Linked DNA regions of Homo sapiens: region 1 is linked to region 2. Evidence: chromatin loops called from intact Hi-C (ENCODE). Cell type or tissue: HepG2. All regions are shown on one strand.

Evidence for each region. A loop is a pair of places that touch in the nucleus more often than their neighbours do. Peaks named below come from ENCODE experiments on the same cell type or tissue, not always from the same donor. Only the 100,000 strongest peaks of a DNase experiment are listed, where the experiment ranks them.
Region 1: it touches region 2 in a loop (9-fold over the local background); 45 of 110 quality-filtered maps call a loop at or near these places.

Annotation. Positions count from the first base shown.
Region 1 is chr2:173,956,877-173,959,376 of GRCh38, reverse strand. All of the region lies in intron 3 of SP3 (Sp3 transcription factor), which reads left to right. Among named protein-coding and RNA genes, the nearest start is that of SP3, 7.2 kb to the left of the region's middle. In HepG2, no CTCF peak of the experiment used is centred here; a DNase peak (open chromatin) is centred at 976.
Region 2 is chr2:174,023,299-174,025,798 of GRCh38, reverse strand. It overlaps LINC01960 (long intergenic non-protein coding RNA 1960), which reads right to left and starts at 519. Exons shown (of 1, transcript NR_136175.1): 1 at 1-519. RefSeq lists enhancers at 857-2,056, 1,540-2,410. In HepG2, no CTCF peak of the experiment used is centred here; DNase peaks (open chromatin) are centred at 418 and 1,518; H3K4me3 peaks cover 2,130 bases.

The sequences.
Region 1 (2,500 bases), 66 kb after region 2:
AACATTTTTCAAACTTTTTTTTTTTTTTGGTCTCAGATGATTTTCTAATTTATTCCTCTCCCATTTGGTATTTAGTGTACTTTATCTCTTTTAGTGGTATATTGCTGATGAAATTTCTTTTACAAAGAAATTTGATTGTGCTTTGCAAGGCTTTGTAGTTTTGAAATATTTGGAGCTGATTCATTGTGGAATTGTGGAAATAAATAGGCTTAAAATTGGTTTAGACTTTTTCATAGAAGGCTCTTAATACCTCAAAATTTGTTTTGATCCATTCTGTCATTGTGTTTGCAATGATTTTAAAGTAAAATAACTTTTCATTCAGTAAATATATATTGATCTTACTGAGTGCCAGGAATTGTGCTAGGCTAATTTTAATGGATGTTTTTCAAATCTATTCTCATAATCTTAGCACTCACAATGATCTTGGGATTGCACAGTGCTCAATAGTTTATAAAATTTAATATTTTTCTTCTGATTCTTATGCCCCTGCAAGGTAATGTTTTTCCGGTTGTTGACATGAGAAAATTGAGTTGCTGTAACTCACACAATTCCACAGTGTAGCCAGAACTAGAACTCAGTTCTGAGCTTTTTTTTTTTTCTTGTGTAATATATTGTCGAGTGTAGTTTTGGCATAAATCATCTAGTAGTTTTCTGATTCAATGTGTTTTTTCCATTCCATTTAGAAAATAGGGTATTCAGCAAATTTTTTTAAAACTGCAAATTTATTAAATTAAAAAAGTTCCTTTTCTTGCTTGATTCTTTTCCTTAAATTACCTGTTGCTTTTTTTTTTTTTCCCCCATCGTTGTGCTTCACAGGTATTTTAATAATGCTTTTCATTTCAGGCTTATTCAGAAAAGTTCGGAATACATCACTTTGCTCTAGGTTTAGAGATTTTCCTTCAATTAATGGCCTGAATTGCTGAGAAAAATGGCACTACAGTTTATTTTTATCTAGCTTCTGGAGAGGGGATGACTTGGGCAATATTTACTCAGATTTGTCATTTGCGTTAGCTGTATTTATTTTCAAGGAATTTCTTGACTAGAAAGCTGTTCAGTGATGGTTGAATATCTGCCTTTATTACTATTTTGTAAAAAAAAAAAAAAAACACTTTAGGTGCTGTAAATTTGACTTTGTTTTTTTTAAAGAAAGGAAAAGGGACAAAATGCCAGTATCATAAAATTAATTTGTGTCTGAGTTACTATATTCTTTGATAAAAGTTCAATACCTGTAAATTTTATGCTGGTCAGAAAAAATTTCAGTGGATCCTCCAGGTGAGCAATAACCTTAAGAAGATAAAGGTTAGATTTTAGACACACTTTAGTGTAGATTTTAGTATATAGATTTAAATATTTGTAGTTTACTTAAAATGCCAAGAGACCGAAATGAAACATTTGTCACTGTAATGTTAGGAAAGGTGACTTAACATTGTAATTTCTATACCAGATTGAAGTTGCAGAGTGACATGTGACTTTAATGTCTGATGCTTCATTTTAAAATTGTTTAGTAAATATAATTTAAGTGTATTTAAGACAGATCGCTATTTTATAGTTCAGGCCTAGAGATTTGTATTGGGTTCCACAATTTCTCAGCCTTTAGTCTCCTCCCTTTCTTTCAGTCTCCTTCATTGAGCCTTAGTTTATCTTTATAAGACACAGATGTGATTGCACCACTCACTTGCTTATAAACCTTTTATAGCTTTCACTCACTATCTACAGGATAAAGTCTAAACAATTTAGTGGGATCTGTGAAGCCATTTACAAGCGTTGATAAAAATATCTAGTCCTGTTCCCCATTACTTTCCTCTATGAATATGAGCCTTTTTGGGATCTTTTCTTCAACTCCAAACTGCATATTATTATTTAGGGTTTCTTTTTGTGATTTTATTGTTTCTATGCTTTTATTAGTGCCTCTTTTTTAACTGACTACAGGAAAATCTTATATTCTAATACTACTTTATCTCTGTATGAAATCTTTTTTTTCAATCTTGTGTCTTCCACAGAGTGTTTTGATCATATGACTAGTCTGTGCTACTTTTCACATTGTATTAGCATGGATGTGTGTATGTCTGCTTGGATTGACAGTGAACCGTTTGAAGATTGGGATTGTATGTCATGGGTTTACTCACGTGTGTATTTCATCTTGGTAAATTACGTTCAAATGTTTGAATTCAGTCATTTAACTGTGGTTCATCCACTGAAATAACTGTATATATTTCTCAACTATGTCTTCATGAAAATTAGGTAGTGAGTTTCTTTAAGAAACTTAAGATTTTTTTGTTTATCATATTTGCATTAAGTTTTATAGAATGGTTTATGTTGAGAGAACTGTGTATGTCTCAACTGATTTTTATGGTCCCATTGAGATTCCCATTGAGAATATAATGAAACCCTAGATTATCTTTCTCTCCCTCAAATTGTATTAATACACCAGAATACAAAAGGTATATGCCAGACATTCTACTGAAAACTTAGACTAGTAAGTAAAGTCACAGTGTGTATC
Region 2 (2,500 bases):
CCCCGCGCTGGTGGGGCCTCCACAGGCGCACGCGGCCCCGGCAGCTGGCAATCTGGCCTGCATCTGATCAATTTTATCTGCAAAGCATTCAGAAAATTTCTCCCCCGAAGAACACGTTGACCCTCTTAAGCGGGGAATGCAATGTGGGTCGCCTGCTGGAGGACGCCCTCGATTTTGATGAGGCTTGTGCAGGCACCCGCGATAAGCTTCAGAACGCGAGCCAAGCGGGTGGGGACAAGGCTCCTCCGGGGAGCTCCGCATCGTCCCCGGCCTTCCATTCGCGGTGTTTACCAATTGTGAAAGCAAATCCAGCTGTTGGGAGGAATTGCTTCCAGATGACATGATGGGAAAGGAAAACACACTTCATAAAAAAGCTGCTGAATAAAAACCAGAACATGTCCGCTCTGTGGGCCAGGATTGCATAGGGGCTGTTTCCTGAGGTTGTGCAATAGGCCAGCTCCTGGGGTAAGGAACAAGAACAGTGCAAATGTTCCCCCTGCCAGAGTCAGGAGACCAGAGCTGGGACTGGACGTGGCAGAACTTGGGGAAAATTAGTTGACCTTGCTGGGCCACCGTATTTTTCTCGTTCTCAAGAACGGCTTCCCACCTTCCCTGGAGATCCCTGTGAAAGCCACAGAGAAGGTTTTCTGTGTGTTGAACTGCGTGGGTGAGAGAAACCACGAGAAAGCAAGGACATCTTCTTTTGAAAATGGGATGCATTTCTCAGCCCCCCAGCGCAGAATTTGCTGTGTTGGCTTTCTCAACGATTTTAGAAGCTCTCTAACGAGCTGGAATTAAAGTGTCCCTTTACTAATTTGGTTTTACAGGTCACTGGATAAACCTACTTAGGCGGTTTGGAAGAGGATTAGGACATTTGTGGCTCTTCCAAGTTGACTTTCCAGGCAGGATCAGTCAGCAGCTGGAGACTCCCCTGGCTTGGGGCCAGCGCTCTTATAAAGCTGCAAGTTTTTAAGGGCCTGGTAAGCACAGTTATCCAAGAAACAAAGTTTGCAGCGAAATTAAAATGCAAATATCCCAAAGCAAGGCACACATTCCCGAGCTTGCCTGCCCAGAGACAAGCCAGAAAACTCAGCAGCCCAGTTCCCTAGGGTGAGGGAAACAGCTAAAGTGATTTAGTTACTTTCCCTGCCTCAGCCTTGAGCAACTTTCTTAACCCCTATTGGGGCGGAATAGACTTGAATAGCTAGGAAATTGCCTAAGTGCAGGAGATCCCCTTAGAGAGGAGGCTGTAGCCATTAGCCACAGGTAGCTCTGTAGATTATCATTTAAAATTCAGTGTTTCGGTCTCACTAGCCACATTTCGTGCTAGTGACTGCCACATGCAGGAGTGACTGCCACATGAGACACTGCGGATCAAATGAGCATTCACTCATTCATTTCACAAGTTAAATTTATGGAGTGACTCAGCAGTGACAATGAGCAAAGCATATAAAATCTCTGCCCTCGTGGAGTTTCTGTTCTAAAGGGGAAGGTGAACACTAAAGAAACACCATGTGTGAGTCACTTTTTTTTCTGTCCATTGCAGTCCCGGGGCGAAACCGATGACGTACTCAATTGAGTAACTGAGAAGTGTTTAATAATGGGAGGATTTACTAAGATGTGGGCAGAGATCAGAGAAACAAGGCATAGTGCAGTCCTCACCGCAGGAACCATCACCGTGGCCAGGCCTGCAGGGGCAAGCACAGCTCCAGTTCCCAGCCAGGGCACCAGTGAGAAGAGCCAGGGAGGGGCTGCCTGACAGGAGCAACGCCCCTGCAAGAGAGGGGGCCCTGGAGGCAAACTGGTGGGGGAGGGGCCTAAGTGCTCTCAGCCCACTCCCCTCCCTGGCCTCCCACTGGCCCAGCCCCAGGGAAGCCAGAGGCCGGGTGGAGAGGAGTGGAGGGGAGTACCTGGCAAAATCATGCAGTCTAGGAAACCCAGCAGGGTGGGAGTAGAGTTTGGAGTAGAGGGCTCCTGGGGGGAGGGCAACTAGGAAAAGGAATGGCCCGAAGCACCGGGGCTGTCTCACCGCCATCCTCCCCACCCCTCCTTCTCCTGTCTTCCTATGACCTTCTGTCCCCTTCCCCAGGCCCTTCTGTCGTCTCTGTGGCTCTGCTTTCTGCCACATGTCACATTCTCTCTCTGGGCACCCTCGCAAGTGCCTTGGAGCCAAACCAGGGCCGCTCTGCTGAAACTGAGTCTCTGTGCTCTGTTTACCTAGGAGCATAGACAGGAATGTTTTTTGTTTTTTATGTTAAATAGACTTTACTTTTTAGAATAGTTTTAATTTTACAGAAAAACTGAGAACATTACAGAGAGAGTTCCTATATACCCCACCCCAGCTTCCACTATTATTATTATTGTTTTTCAGACAGTCTCACTCTGTTGCCCAGGCTGGAATGCAGTGGCGTGATCTCGGCTCACTGCAACCTCCCCCTCCTGGGTTCAAGCAATTCTCCTGCCTCAGTCTCCTGAGTAGATAGGAATACAGGCACCCGCC